Linked DNA regions of Homo sapiens: region 1 is linked to region 2. A link is an interaction called in ENCODE POLR2A ChIA-PET data of the cell type or tissue named here. Cell type or tissue: GM12878. All regions are shown on one strand. Each heading gives the region's core, and the rest is flanking DNA. Links, peaks and the distances in the headings are about the cores only. Region 1 has its middle 15 kb from the start of SPPL2A. Region 2 overlaps GLDN (gliomedin).

Region 1 (8,338 bases), core at 277-8,276, 570 kb before region 2:
TGCTGCAAGGAACAGTAGTTGACTTTAGATATTGCTGGAAAAAGCAAAACCCAATCCATATCCAAAGTTTTCTGGCATAGTGGATTGATTCACATATTAATCAAATCCTCCTCTGACTCCAGGTAAATTAATTTATATGATTTTCTTGGTTGGGCACTACAGTATTAACTATTGACATATTGAGACTACTCTGGGCTTTTTAAACCAAAGTTGTTTATTACTATTATTATTATTTGAAACAGAGTCTCGCTCTGTCACCAGGCTGGAGTGCAGTGACACCATCTTAGCTCACTGCAACCTCTGCCTCCTTGGCTCAAGCAATCTTCCTGCCTCACCCTCCCCAGTAGCTGAGACTATAGGTGCACACCACCACGCCCAGCTAATTTTTGTATTTCTTTGTAGAGACGGGGTTTCACCATGTTCGAGGCTGGTCTCAAACTCCAGGTTTCAAGCAATCTGCTCACCTTGGCCTCTCCAAGTGTTGGGATTACAGGTGTGAGCCACTGTGCCCAGCCTGAAGTTGTTTATTTATAGGAGCCTCCAGATTAATAAACTATCACCCAAAGCAAGTAAATGCAGTCAGATCTTTTTGATGCACAAGGATAATTTTAGACTTCTAAGATGCCATTTGTTACACAGCAGTATACTTTCCACATGACTTTTCTGGCTCTATTTTACTATGATTCTATGAAATATGCCTGCTCAGCAGAAAACAGATTCAGGATTTTTGACTAATAGTGCAATTCCACTAATAGCCACTGCTATTATGTGCAGAAGGAATAAGAAATATTGTGTGCAGGAGGAATGAGGAATAAACCAATTCTGCCTCCCCATGACACCAGCCAGGCACGGTGGCTCATGCCTGTAATCCCAGTACTTTGGGAGGCTGAGGGAGGCGGATCACCTGAGGTTGGGAGTTCGAGACCAGCCTGGCCAACATGGTGAAACCCGTCTCTACTAAAAATACAGAAATCAGCTGGGTGCAGTGGCGCGCACCTGTAGTCCCAGCTACTCAGGAGGCTAAGGCAGGGGAATTGCTTGAACCCGGGAGGTGGAGGTTGCAGTGAGATGAGATCTTGCCACTGCACTCCAGCCTGGGCAACAGAGCAAGACTCCATCTCAAAAATGAAAAAATAAATAAATATAAATTAGCATCTTAAATCAGTATTTGTCAGTTGTGTGTGTGTGTGTGTGTGTGTGTGTGTTATTTTGTTTTGTTTGTTTGTTTTTTTAATGTGGAGTCTCACTGTTGTCGCCCAGGCTGGAGTGCAGTTGTGTGATCTTGGCTCATTGCAACCTCCACCTCCTGGGTTCAAGTGATTCTCCTGCCTCAGCCTCCCAAGTAGTTGGGATTACAAGCACCTGCCACCACGCCTGGATAATTTTTGTATTTTAGTAGAGACGGGGTTTCGCCATGTTAGCCAGGCTGGTCTCGAACTCCTGACCTCAGGTGATTCACCAACCTTGGCCTCCCAGAGTGCTGGGATTACAGGCGTGAGCCACGGAGCCTGGACTTTAAGTCAGTATTTAAATATTAATACCAAGTATCCAATTTGGCAGGAATGTTACATTCATAACAATGTGTAGCCTGACCCCCATGAGTTTTTTGCTGAAAATACAAACTATATAATTATATTTTCTCTTTAAGAAGTCTTGACATTATTAGACACCTCCCCTGGTTTTTCTTGTTTTTCATTAACTTATACTTGGCATTCTGTGTCAGGTGTACATGCCAGAGATCACGATGATAGGGCCATGTGATATTGCTGGCCTAGTCTAGGCATTAGTGTGCAACCCCATCAGCAAGTACAGCCGGTCATTTGCAGTCACCTGGATCAGCTGAGATGGGAACATCAGTTTAAATGAAAGTGTATTTAGAGAGGTGACCCGCTGTCACGAGATAAAGACCGAAGGCCATGAGTTTAAAATTCAGTAACAAAAGGGTGGAGCTCTGGAAACTGGGAGGAGTGAGAGAAGTATTTTACAACTTATGAACATAAATGGGCACTATATATCCTTTTAAAAAAAATATAATTAATTTTCTTGAGGCATGGTCTGACTCTGTTGCCCAAACTGGAATGCAGTAGCGCAATCCCAGCTCATTGCAATGTCCATCTCCCAGGCTCCAGTAATCCTCCCACCTCAGTCTCCCAAAGTGCTAGGATTACAAGAGTGAGCCACCATGCCTGGTCAAAAGAGCACTCAGTATATATTCTTTTTTTTTTTTTTTTTTTTTTTTTGAGACAGAGTCTTGCTCTGTTGCCCAGGCTAGAGTGCAGTGGTGCAATCTCGGCTCACAGCAATCTCTGCCTCCCAGGTTCAAGCGATTTTCCTGCCTCAGCCTCCTGAGTAGCTGGGATTACAGGTATGGGCCACCACGTTTAATTTGGTATTTTTAGTAGAGAAAAGGTTTTACCATGTTGGCCAGGCTGGTCTTGAACTCCTGACCGCAAGTCATACGCCCACCTCGGCCTCCGAAAGTGCTAGGATTACAGGTGTGAGCCACTGTGTCTGGCCCTATATATTCTTTAAATTTACCTTTTTTCTTGAAGTATAATATAAAGACAGGAAAGTGTACATATTGCAAGTGTAGACTTTGATGAGCTTTCACAAACTCAACACATCTGTGTGACCAGCATCCTTTCAAGAAACTGAGCATTTCTATCTACTCAGAAGTCCCTCTACTGTTCTCTTCTAGCTGGCTTTTGCTCCCAAGAATAACTGTTTTCTGACTTCAATCACACATATTAGTTTTGTCTCTTCTCAGATTTTGTTCAGCTCTATGTTCAGTAACTTTTTGTTGGTAGCTTGAAACTGGCCGTAGTGGAAGTATTTACGCCACAGAAATCGGCAAATCAGGGTGTTGCCCCCATCCCTGAGCTAGATGTTAAACATTTATGAGCACACCACCGAGTACAGAAGTAAATAAAACTAACAAAAATCCTTGCCTTCATAGAGCTCACATTCTAGATGGGGAGAAAGACAAAATAAGTAACTGAATTATGTTAGAAGTATATTAGAAAAGGCTGGGCATGGTAGCTCACACCTGTAATCCCAACACTTTGGGAAGTCGAGGTAGGAGGATTGCTTGAGCCCAGGAGTTTGTGACCAGCCTGGGCAACATAGGAAGACTCCATCTCTACAGAAAATAAAAAAAACTAGCTGGGCATGGTGACACATGCCTGTAGTCCCAGCTACTCAGGAGGATGAAATGGGAAGATCGCTTGAGCCCGGGAGGTTGAGGCTGCCTTGGGCCATGGTTGTGCCACTGCACTCCAGTCTGTCTCAAAAACAAGAAAAGAAAGAAAAAGTATATTAGGAGAGGAAAAACACTAAAGAGAAAAGTTAAGTTGAGTAACTTCTTTTTTAAAAAGAAGTAAGGAGTCTGGGTGGTGGTAAGCATTACAATTCTAAATAGGGTGGTCAGGAAAGGCCTCACTGAGAACATAATATTTGAACATTAATTGAAAGGAAGGGGAGGAACAAGCCGTGAGTATAGGTAAGAGAAGAGTAGTTTAGGCAGAGAAAACAGCAAATGCAGAGACCCTGAGGCAAGAATGATGCAAGGGGGCCACTAGAACTGGGGCTACATGAGTAAGGGTAGATAGCGCAGGAGCTGAAATCCTAGAGGTAATGAGTGAAGGTAGTGAGGGGTGGAAGACCAGATTATGAAAGGCCTAGAAGGCCATTGTGAAGACTTGAGATTTTTTTTTTTTGAGACGGAGTCTCACTTTGTCACCCAGGCTGGAATGCAATGGCATAGTCTCGGCTCACCGCAACCTCCACTTCCTGGTTCAAGCAATTATCCCACCTCAGCCTCCTGAGTAGCTGGAACTACAGGCACGGGCCACCACACCCAGCTAATTTTTGTATTTTTAGTAGAGACAGGGTTTCACTATGTTGGCCAGGCTGGTCTCGAACTCCTGACCTTGTGATCCGCCTGCCTTAGCCTCCCAAAGTGCTGGGATTACAAACGTGAGCCACTGCACCTGGCCGAATTGAGATAATTTAATAGGGGAAAGTATAGTTTTTTATACAGCTAAAATATTAAGTTATCAAATGTTGTCAGATTCCTTGCTGAATTCAAAGGTGACTTTTGGATTGCTTTCTTTTCTTTCCCTTTTTTTTTTTTTTTTTTTTTTTTTTTTTGGAGACGGTGTTTCATTCTTGTTTCTCAGACCGGAGTGCAATGGTGCAATCTCGGCTCACTGCAACCTCCACCTCCCGGATTCAAGCGATTCTTCTGCCTCAGCCTGCCAAATAGCTGGGATTACAGGTGTCCGCCACCACACCCAGCTAATTTTGTATTTTTTTGGAGAGACAGGGTTTTACCATATTGGTCAGGCTGGTCTTGAACTCCTGACCTCAGGTGATCCGCCTTCCTTGGCCTCCCAAAGTGCTGGGATTACAGGCGTGAGCCACTGCGCCTGGCCTGGATTGCTTCCTTTAGGCTGGATTAGCCTCTAGACTTGTGTTGTTCAATAAGGTAGCCAGTACTCACATGTGGGTATTTGAATTTAAACTTATCAAAACAAAATGAGAATTCAGTTCCTCTGTTGTACTAGTCACATTTCAAGTATTCAATAGCCACACTTGGCTAATAGCTACCATGTCAGGCAGCACAGATACTGAACATGTCCATCACTGCAGAATGTCCTATTGGACGTGGCTACTCTAGAGAGCAAACCTTGCTGGGGTGGACTATAGTGGTTTTTAGCCTTTTTACAGATGTTGCATTTGCCCTAGCAGATCTTTTGGCAAGAACACCTTGGTACAGGAATCCTGGAGCCATTTGATTTCTGCTCAGATTGTAAGTTTCTATTTCAGGACCTTATATCTAAAAGTAGCTTTATATAAAACCTGTAATCTTCTCCAGAGACATCCTCTAGTATTCATTTATATATTCATAAAAAGAGAGTGATCACTGGCTATTACCTTGCTTGTATAACCTGTTGTGAAAAGCAAGGATGGCATTGATGCAAATTACTGGTCAAAGATGGCCCAAATTATAGCCTAGAGACTTTAATTTATTCATTTATTTATTTTGTGGCTGTTTTTAATGCATGCATTCAGGTTAAGATGTGATTAAATCAGAGATGTAAATTGCTCTGAGATATAAATTGCTCAGAGTTAAGAAGTGCAAAAAAAAAAATCCCATAATCTTTTTTGTGAGAAAGGATGCTTTTTAGCATGAATTCAGGGTTATTCACCCCATCCTTTCCTCAGTGCTCCCACTCTGGGTGTGGTATGGGACTGTTAAAACTCTGGCCAGGGACTTTTCTCTAGTTGGTGAAATGAAGGAAAAGCACTCACTCAACTTCATTAAAAAGGCAGTTATCCTGTGAGCTTCTAAACTGGCTTATGTAGAACAGAATGATCCATGAGCAGCTGGGAGCTCACTCTCTATATTCTGATATGAGATGGGATCTTTGGGGGAACATGTGTTTCATGGGCATAGGTAAGCACAGATCCTTTGAGCTAAGGAGGCCTGGCTGACACCTGTGGTTGCATGCGGATACTTCTCTGAGTTGGGGTCGGTCTTATCTTTTTCCTCCTCCCTCAGCCAAAAATAGCTCAGAGATCTCCAGACTGGCAGCAGAGTCGCTCCCAACTTGCCCTCTGAGAAGACTCTGAAAAGTTTGTTCATGTTAAAATATAAATGATTGGCTAGGAAGAAGGGTAGCTCATGCCTGTAATCTCAGCAGTTTAGGAGGCTGAAGCAGAAGGATCACCTGAACTCAGGAGGTCAAGACCAACCTGGATAACACAGTGAGACCTTGTCTCTAAAAAAAAAAAGAGAAAGAAAGAAAGTAGCCTGCTGTGGTGGCTCATGCATGTATTCCCAGCTACTAGGCAGGCTGAAGCGGGAGGATGGCTTGAGCTCAGGCGATGAAAAGTACAGTGAGTTGTGATCGTGCCAATGCACTCCAGCCTGGGCGACACAGCAAGACCCTGTCTCAAATTATATATATATATATATATATATATATAGGTTTAGTGGTTACTTCTTCCAGGAAACTGAGCCAACTGCCTTGTTGACTTAAGTCAAAGGAATAAAGCTGGTTGGGTGCGGTGGCTCATGCCTGTAATCCCAGAACTTTGGGAGGCCAAGGCGGGTGGATCACCTGAGGTCAGGAGTTGGAGATCAGCCTGGCCAACATGGTGAAACCCTGTTTCTATTAAAAAAATACAAAAATTCACTGGGCGCGATGGCAGGCACCTGTAATCCCAGCTACTCGGGAGGCTAAGGCAGGAGAATCGCTTGAACCCAGGAGGCGGAGGTTGCAGTTGAGCTGAGATCGCGCCACCTGCACTCCAAGAGCGAAATTCCATCTCAAAAAAAAAAAAAAAGGAATAAAGCCTGTGGAATTTCAGACATCAGCTAAGCATCTCTAGTGCTCCTGAACTAGTACCACATTCACAGTTAGGGGAATGTACCTCCATTTTGCCTGGGACAGTCCTGGTTTATACCTATTACCCTTGCGTATTTATTAACAGTGCTCCCTTTCACTCTCAAAATGTCTGGATAATAAATTAAACAGTCACCTTATTTTATAGCTCTTTCTCTGCCCAAAGCCTAATTAGACTAATAGGTACAAGACAGAATATTTTCAAAATTACTTCCTGGAGTCAGCTTCCTCTAATCGTCTCTATGCCTTTTTCTCCTTTTTCAATTTTCGTTCTCAAATTGGAAAGCACCAGGAGACAAATGACAGTGCCTGCAATCTTGTTTTTTTTGAGCAGTTGTTTAAATAATGTAATACATCTTGGTTCTTGAATAAAATCCTAAAGAAGCACATCTTTCCTAGGTTACTCCTTATCAATTTAGTAATTCTTTTTTCAAACACTTCTTTCTGTTTGTCTAGAAAAACTTGCTTCCTTAGAGAACGCCTTTTATTGAATTATTTCTGGCAATTTGATTGGATTGATTCAATTTTTTATTTCTACAACTACAGTGACTTGGTCCACAGATTTTAGTCTGGTAGGCATATAATTAGAATTTGTTACAATTTTGCCTTTAGGTCCTATATCTTATGGGAGATGAGGGCGTGTAGTGTCTAGCATCTGCAAAATGCATTCCCAGCTAGTCTTGCCTAGAGGCAACTGGAACACCAGGCACTCGCAGTGAGCTACACCTGTATGCATATAAATGGCATTTTAAAAGGAAGAAAGCATAAAGCCACAAACTCATAATGTTCCTTTAGAGCTGGACTGGAACTATAAAAAGCACATAATTTAGACACACTTTTAGCTGTTCTAAGTTTTCTATTGGTTGTTATAAAAGTTTATGTATATTCATTTGGATTTTTTAAATCAAGCAGATATTTTAACAGTTCGCTTTACTTGTGCAGCTGTTTTCCCTAAATATGTTGGTTATTTAACTTACAAACTTGCCTTTATAAAAAGTCAGGCTAAAAAGGATTTGTCTTGACCTTTTACTTGGCACTTAGATTATAGACTTTCTAAATTCAAGCATTACCTAAGAATTTTCATAATTTTGTCACTGTTGCCCTTTGATTCCAAGTGATTAGAAGTTAACCTATTTAATGTCCTTAGGAGCAAAGGGTTAAATCCTAGCATCAAGGTTAGTTTAAAAACAACAGTTGGCCTCCTGTACAAACATTCTCTTCCATTTATAAACACACTCCTTTTTTTCTTTTTCCATTCTAAATGCCAGTTTACAATTCAGTGAGATAGTTTTCTATTTATAGTGTCTTCACCTTAAATGTTATCCCTCAAATATCAGCAGTTATTTTTAAAACAGGAAAAAAGGATATCTACTTTCACACCAAAAAAAACTACATTGACCAAGAAAATAATCTACTGTAATAATACCGAGAGCATGAAAACTGTTAGTGCAAATGAGTTTATCTATCATTAATAACAGCCCAACTCTTCCCATCAACTGAAGAACTTAATTAGACAAAGAGACAGTAACTAAGTAGAGATAAAAATGAAAATGTAGGCCAGGTGTGGTGGCTCACACCTGTAATCCCAGCACTTTGGGAGGCTGAGGTGGGCGGATCACCTGAGGTTAGGAGTTTGAGACCAGCCTGACCAACATGGCGAAACCCCCGTCTCTACTAAAAATACAAAAATTAGCCCGTCGTGGTGGTGGACATCTATAATCCCAACTACTCAGGAGGCTGAGGCAGGAGAATTGCTTGAACCCGGGAGACAAAGGTTGCGGTGAGCTGAGATCGCACCATTGTACTCCAGCCTGGGTGACAGAGCAAGATTCCGTCTCAAAAAAAAGAAAGAAAAGAAAGAGACATGATGTTCATGGACTAGGCTTACTTATTGGGGCGGGGTTTGATGGGTCCCAGGTGCAGGCTCT
Region 2 (8,338 bases), core at 51-8,050:
TCTCTACTGTTGGCTGAAAATACATCAACTCAGCATAAGAATTCTGTTTAGCTGAGCACATTCTTACCAGAACCTGGTTGGCAGCTGTAAATGACTTCATTAAAAAGGCAAGATAATTATTAAGTACAGTTAATTTGACACAGCCAAGAAGCACATTAAATCTTTAAAACCATGTGCATACTTTTGGGAGACAGTAATAAGAGGAGCCCTGGATGGGGCTTGGAAACTACTGAATTAGGCCAATAAGGAAATGGGGATCTGGTGAGCGGGGAGAGAGAAAATTTGACCCATCTGCTACTAACTCCTGTGGGAGATGCTACTTCTGTTTACTCTCTTTTTCTCTGACCTCCTCTCATATTCTTTTTGTTCTCTTCCCATCAGCTACCCTCTCTCATTCCTCTCTTCCTGTCTCACATTTGCTGATGTTCTGGTAGCTTTATCATCCTGTCTTTACTTGTCCAAAATCTAGGGTCAAGCACCCAGAGGGAGTTTCATAAATATTTTCATAAATTAAACAAACATAGAGAAGATATAAGACACTGAGACTGGTGATTACGTATCCATGATAATTGTTGTCCTTGAGGGACTGTATGCATTTCTACGCCCAGGATATTGTTCAAAATGTCCTTGGCACCTCTCTAACAAGAAAATCAGCCTGGCTACTTTAAAGCAGGAGTTACAATTCAAATGTTCTTTTAAGGAAGGCAAATATGATTCCATAATAGTCAAATGATGAAAAGGCATTTGATAAAATTTAACATCAATGCTTGATTTTTAAAACATGCAATAAAATGGGAATCAATGTATTCTTTCTTAACATGATAAAATGTAATTGTGTCTCACCCCCAAAACTATAGCTTTCCACTGAACTGTCAAATCCTGGAGATGGTCCTACTAAAATCAGTATTAAGACAGGGATGCCCACTATCACCAATAGTATCTCGAATTGTCCTAGGAGGACCAGCCAGAGCAACAAGACAAGGGAAAATGGTCTAAATATGTTAAGAAGTGAGAGTCTGGCTATATTCAGATCATACGATTATATACCTGGAAAATCTGTTGATAACCTACTACTAAAAATAACAGAATTCAGTGGGAAACAAGGTATTAAAATATTACTAAGAAATCAATAGACTTCTTATACCCAAACAATCATCTGTTGAAAGATATAATGGAAGAAAAGATGTGCAAAACCTGTGTGTGTATCTATATACTTACCTTTTGTGTTAAGAAAGGGCTGGGGGACCACTCTTGTAGAACAGAAAATATTTAAACCAAATGGTAAAAATAGTATGTTTTTGGATAGAAAACTTAGCATCATAATAAGTTAACTGAAAGTTAACTTAGAAATCTGATGTCATCCCAACATAAAACTATCAATAGATTTTTTTTTCTGGGATTAGACAAACTGATTCAAAAGTTCACATGGAAAAATAAGCATTCCTGGCAAGGAAACCGCTGAAAAAGAACAAGGAGGAACACTAGGTTCTACAAGATATTAAAATATAATTAAAGCCTGAGTAATTAAAACAGAGTGGGATATGAATAGATAAACCAATGGGACAGAGTGGAAAGTTCCGAAATAATCTTAAATACATATGGCAATTTAGTACATGATAAAGACAGTATCTCACACCAGGGAGGAAGAATGAATTTAATAAATGATTTTGAGACAACGGGCAAGCCCTCTGGGAAAAGATAAAGCCTGGAAAAGAATAGTTTTATTCTCACAATGTGTATAACAAGCTCTAAATGGGTCAAAGACTTACATTTTTAAAATATGAAACTAAAGGAAAATATGAGTATATCATTTTTAATTTTGGAATTGGGAAGCCTTTTCTTTCAAGTTATAATTCAAAAGCCAGATGCAAATAATAAATAAACAAATGTGACTATATTTTAAAAGCACATGAAACAGCAGCAAAACTTCGGCATAGCAAACAACAACAAAAATGAAAACACCACAAACAAAAGCAAAAGATAAATAACAAACTAGGAGGCCGGGTGTGGTCGCTCACGCCTGTAATCCCAGCACTTTGGGAGGCTGAGGCAGGTGCATAACCTGAGATCAGGAGTTCAAGACCAGCCTGGCCAACATGGTGAAACCCTGTCTCTACTAAAAATACAAAAATTAGCCAGGCATGATGGTGAGTGCCTGTAATCCCAGCTACTCGGGAGGCTGAGGCGGGAGAACCGCTTGAACCCAGGAGATGGAGGTTGCAGTGAGCCGAGGTGGCACTACTGTACTCCAGCTGGGCGACAGAGGAGGACTCCATCTCAAAAAAAACAAAACAAGCAAAACAAACTGGAAAACTCATATCATATCATAGATACATAATCTTTCTAATACACTTAATGTTCCTAAAAGTTGATTAAAAAAATTTAATAGGAAAATCAGCAACAGAAATGAGAATCCAACAGGAAAATGAGACAGTTCTCAGGCAAAGAAATACAAATGTCTCATAAGCACATGGGAAAAGATCTCTTCATTTAAAAATGTAGATTTCAACTACCCCAAAATATAATTTTCACCTAACACAAGCTTGTGCAATCTGTGGCCCAGGATGGCTTTGAATGTGGCCCAACTCAAATTCATAAACTTTCTTAAAACATTATAAGATTTTTTTGCGATTTTTTTTCCTTTTAGCTCATCCGTTATTGCTAGCATTAGTGTATTTTATGTGTGGCCCAAGACAATTCTTCTTCTTCCATTGTGGCCCAGGGAAGCCAAAAGATTGGACACCCCTAACCTAACAGAAAGACAAAACTACAAAAGTTTGACAACACACTGTATTAGGGAAGCTGAAGAGAAACAGACATGCTCTTGCATTGCTGTTCGGAGTGCGGAATGATGGAACCCATACAGAAGGCACTTTGGCAAAATCTGGAAAAAATTACAAATACTCTTTGACCCAGCAATCTCACCATAGATTTTATCACCTATGAATGACATATGTACATATTCATTGCAGAATATTTGTAAAAGCAAAAGACTGTAAATAACCCATATCTACCAATCCAGTACTAGTTAAATTAATCTATACACCCACTGGAATACTAAGTAGCTGTAGAACAAGAATGAGGAAATTCTCTATATAATAAGAGTCAGAACAATCCCCAGGATATATTCTAAGTGAACAAAGCAAGGCAGAGAAAAGTATATATTGTATTACCTTGTGGAAGCAAGAAAGGGAAAACTAATCAAAGAAATTAACAAAAGTGCTTACTTTTGGAGGGTATAAGGGAGGAATGAACCCCTCACTGTATAGCTTTCTGTATCATTTTGACTTTTGAACCATGTGACTGTGTTACTCTCTTCTTTATGGGAGTAAAAAGGGCCTTGTACCCCAGGTAATTTGGCAGCTGCTCCTAGGCCAGGGAGCAATAGAGCACGGTAGGGACTGCACCCACCTGAGGTTCATCTGCCTTGTCTAAAGGGGAGGCTCCCGCTGATGGTGACTGTACAAGAACCGGAGCCTCCTGCTTCCTGTGCCTGATATTTTTTTCTTTTCTGTTCTGTTCTTTTCTTTTTTATTTTTTTATTTTATTTTATTTTTTTATTTTAGAGACAAGGTCTTACAGTGTCGCCCAAGCTGGAGTGCAGTGGAGTGATCATAGCTTACTGCCGCCTTGACTAATTGGGTTCAAATGATCCTCCTGCCTCAGCCTCCTGAGTATCTGGGACAAGTGTGTGCCACCACACCTGGCTAATTAAAAAAAATTTTTTTTCTTTAGTAGAAATCTCACTATCTTGCCCAGGCTGGTCTTGAACTGCTGGGCTCTAGAAATCCTCCTGCTTCAGCCTCCCAAAGTGCTGGAATTATAGACATGAACCACTGTGTCTAGCCTGATTTTTTTTTTAAGAGAAGTACAAAATCTGTTTTTTTTAATGTGAAATCTCCTGGCTTTTAAATATTGACAGCAATTCAAAAAAGTTCTTTTTTTGTTTTTTTAGTTGGCTGACAGAATGTTGGCCAAACAACACTCACATTGTTAGGGGCCATGTTAGGACTTCCAATCATGCATTTGCAGAAGTCTCATCTCAGAATCATGAGTGGCTTTGAACCCAAAGGGCTTTATTTAGCTTGACCACAATGCCTTTATTTACCAGCCTGATTCTGAAAGTATAGTAGTTACTGTGTCATTGTGATTGTTGCTATTACTGATTGAGGTCGATGTGGTTTTTTGCAATGGGTTTGGTTTCAGTTTTTTGTTGTTTTTTGCTGTTTCTAAAAATCAATTCCATCTTCGGTGGACGGAGATTTCCTGTCACTACGGCTTTTCAAAAGCATGTACTCCCGATTCTTAGGGTAGTTCCCAGCAGGCGATTACAGCTGGATTAAGCAGTAACACATTATTATAGCAAACAGGTAGCTTTGCATTATGACTGCTGTAAGCTACACTGATATGAATCTAGAAATTCTATTGTTTATAGAGAAAAAAAATCACATTACCTACAGTCACAGCTCCTGTTTGCAGTGCTATATTTCCTTAAATTGGCTGTGCCAGAGTTTATTTCCCTTTCCCACTTCCTTGGACTGGGTTATTTCCAAATGTTGTAAAAGCTGAGGATTTAGACTGGGGTCAGCAAACTATGGCCTGTAGGCCAAGTCTAGCCTGCTATTCTACTTGTTTTTGTACAGGCTATGAAGAATGGCTTTTACATTTATAAATGGGTGGGGAAAAAACAAAAGAATAATAATATTGTGTGACATGTGAACATGATATGATATTCAGATTTCAGTAACCATAAATAAAGTCTTATTGGGATACAGTCATGCCCATTTGTTTACAGACTGTCTATTGCTGCTTTGGCACTACAGCAGCAGGTTTGAATAGTTGCAGCAGAGACCATGTGACCCACAAAGCCTAAAATAGTTTTTGTCTCGTTCTTCTCAGAAAAACTTTGCCAGACCTCCACTTACATCGTAATTCCCTGGAACGGCACTAGGGCTGATTTTTTTTTTTTTTTTAGACAGAGTCTCTCTCTGTCACCCAGGCTGGAGTGCAGTGCTGTGATTTTGGCTCACTGCAACCTCTGCCTCCTGAGTTCAAGCGATTCTCCTGCCTCAGCCTCCCGAGTAGCTGGGATTACAGGCGCTTGCCACCATGCCCAGCTAATTTTTTGTGTGTGTTTTTAGTAGAGACGGGGTTTCACCGTGTTAGCCAGGATGGTCCTGATCTCCTGACCTCGTGATCTGCCCGCCTCAGCCTCCCAAAGTGCTGAGATTACAGGCGTGAGCCACCGCACCCGGCCTAGGGTTGATTCTTAGTAGCTCGGGCTACTAAATCAGGGGTGCTCCAGCCTTGGTTAACTCTGGGGTCTAACACCTCTCCCAAGGAGATGGAATGCAAGACAGAGGCACCCTAAGAGTGTTGTTCCATGTACAGTGAGGCTGTAGGGCTGAGCCAGGCTGCTTGCTGGCTTCCCAAACTGAGAGCAAACAATGTTAGGGGAGCTTTTAGCCATCTATTATTCCCAAATGTAGGCCTTGTTTCAAACTCTATCTGTTCTCTTTGATTGAAGGAGAGAGATGCATACCACACTAGGTCCTGTGGGGTGAGGGGTTGGGGGAGCTGATGAGAGATTAGAGGCCTGATACAGGAGGATTAAAAAAGAAAGGGTGACCAAAGTCATAAACCCCATGCAGAGCCTGGGAAGTGGGTTTCCGTGGCCCTTCTCACTGCAGCGTGTGCACACGTGCATTTAGGACGTCAGTGCTGTGTACTCTGAGCACACCTGACACTGTATGCTTTGTTCCCATGTCAGAAGCCATCTCTAGGTATCAATTAAGGTTTGGGAGAGAGCTTGCAGCCATATCTCTGCTAAGATTGTGTCTAGTGGTGTTGGTGATGGGAACACACCTATAAGCCTAACTCATGTCGCAGGCAATGATGGTGCACAAGGAAGACAGGAGGGAGCTGGCCCCTGAGATCCATTGCATACACACAAATAAAGCATTCCTTGTAAGAAATTATTGGCATGATTCTCTAGGGACATATATAAGAAACAGGCGGGTCAAGGCTGATCATCTGGACCCATGAAAATAGAGCAGTTGTGTTGACCAAATGAATGGCATGAAACCATCAGGACCTACTCTCATGTCCCAGAACTATTAAAAGTCTCTGGTCTCTTTCTATGCAAAGCAGCAGAGGTGAGGGCAGTAGTAATGAGCCTCCTGAGGCTTTACAGACTGAGCAGGGTAGAACCTTCTGGGGCTTGGTGAGTTCTCGGCTCTTGTCTTTTTTCTTTTTTTTTAAGTGAACGTAAACTCAAGATTTTTTTGTCTTCATAATAAAACAAAAGATGACACTTAAAATGAGATATCTTGGCCCTTTCTCTTCTTATCTCCTCCCAGTTCAAAATGCTTGCATCTCTTGATAGCTAGCCTTCTCTTAGATCTGTTTAGAGACAGGGTCTCACTATGTTGCCCACGGTGGACTGGAACTCCTGGGCTCAAGTGTTCCTCCTGCCTCAGCCTCCCAAAGTACCGGGATTACAGGCATGAGTCACCATGCCCAACTGCTCTTGTCTTTATGCACACTATTTCACTGCCTTTCCCTCAATCTTCCCTGCCACTATGCCGGGGAAAAAATTGATTTTTGTCTTGGAACTCAGAGTCACATTAAAAGTACCTGAAAACTGTCTCTCCACTCTAGGGAGACAGCAGTACCCTGTGATCAGCTGATTATTTAGTAGCTCTGCCCACTAGACCACAGGCTGAGAGATCCTTTGGCAAAGGTCCCTCCTGGTGTGAGTTCCAGAATAATTTCTCAGATCACAAGTCCTTCAAAGCCAAGGGCTGGTTCATCCTTCTCAAGCTCTCATGCCAGGATCTCCCTATGGCAGTCACAGGCTCACCTGCCCATGGTACTGCTGCCACCTTCAGCCCTCATGTACCTGTCCTTAGCTCAAGCAACCTGGGATCTTTCTTCATTGTTAAGTTCCCAGCCCCATTCTCTCTCCCTAATTCTTTGAAGTATGTGGTGGTGGTAAGCAGTGTGGACTTGGAAGTCAGATGGATTCATATCCTGGACCCACAGCTTGGTAGCTGGGTGATCTTGGGCAAATCTTTTAACTTCACCAAGCCTCAGTTTCCTCATCTGTATGACTGAGAAAATAGTAACTACCTCATTAGGTTGTTCGGATGTTTAAGGGAGATCATATAGGTGAAGTGCACTGCCTGGTATAGTCAGGTTCTCAATAAGTGTTCATTGTTGCTGTTATTAAGATTTATCATATTCTTAGTTGATTCAGGCTGCTATAACTAAATACCATAGGCTAGGTAGCTTATAAATGACTGAAATTTATTTCTTATGGTTCTGGCAGCTGGGGAGTCTAACATCTAGGTGCCGAAAGATTGGGTGTCTGGTGAGGGTCTGTTTTCTGGTTCATAGATGGCACCTTCTCACCTTCCACCATGGTGGAAGGGCAAGGCAGCTCTCTGGGGCCTCATTTTTATAAGGTTATTAATCATTTTTATGATTTTATAAAATCATTTTTATAAGGTCATTAATCCTATTTATGTAGGCTTTCCCTTCATGACCTAGTCACCTTCCAATATCCCCACCTCCTAATATCATCACATTGATGATTAGGTTTCAATGTAGGAATTTGGGGGTACACAAATATTCAGACCATGGCACTCAATATTGCTTTGCCATTAGCCCTTTTTGCCCTATGCTCCTAGTGTCTTGTTTCTGGGTTTACTCTTTATTTCCATTTCCTTCAGGGTGCCAACTTGTCTGTTCATCTGTGCTTTTATCAGCTGCTGCTTTGGGATAGTATTTGGCCTCTTAAAGCCTGGATTGGAATCATACCAACCTAAATCATCTTGGCATTGACAACAAAACAGAGTTCCCCTTGATATGGCAACAGGGCTTCTTCAGAGATTCAGGATTTCACAGCTCCCACCCCTCTGAAACTGCCTTAGCAAAGATTATAATAGTGTGAAAATTATGACAGTGAAAGAAATCTGACCTAACTGGCTCCATCTTGCTTTTAACCTCCAAGCTTCCCTCGTTCTTTCCTCAAAGTAGGCTGAACTAACTTTGGAAGGAACTTATAGTTTAACTGTTTAACAACGTTGATATCAGCCCCTCCCCAAAATGAACTCCCTCCTGGCTTGGGAAGCACAGCACCTTTGTAAAACAAAAAAATTAGCCACAAGATTAGAAGTTATGGCTTAAGAGTCAGGCAGCCAGAGGCCACAAGATTACTAACCTCCCCAATTGCTCCTATAGATAACATGACTGTTGTAAAACATAAGATTGGTATTCAAGGTATTTTTTAGACTCTGCATTCTGATGGATCAGCTGGCACCACCAACACCAATAA

Evidence for each region. Peaks named below come from ENCODE experiments on the same cell type or tissue, not always from the same donor. Only the 100,000 strongest peaks of a DNase experiment are listed, where the experiment ranks them.
Region 1: POLR2A ChIA-PET joins it to region 2 with 14 read pairs; 2 of 35 experiments call an interaction of 5 or more read pairs at or near these places.

The regions. Positions count from the first base shown.
Region 1 is chr15:50,776,510-50,784,847 of GRCh38, forward strand. No RefSeq gene overlaps it. Among named protein-coding and RNA genes, the nearest start is that of SPPL2A, 15 kb to the left of the region's middle. In GM12878, for the core only: no CTCF peak of the experiment used is centred there; no DNase peak of the experiment used is centred there.
Region 2 is chr15:51,344,786-51,353,123 of GRCh38, forward strand. The region is part of intron 1 of GLDN (gliomedin); the gene reads left to right. Among named protein-coding and RNA genes, the nearest start is that of GLDN, 7.3 kb to the left of the region's middle. In GM12878, for the core only: no CTCF peak of the experiment used is centred there; a DNase peak (open chromatin) is centred at 4,146; H3K4me3 peaks cover 416 bases; H3K27me3 peaks cover 381 bases.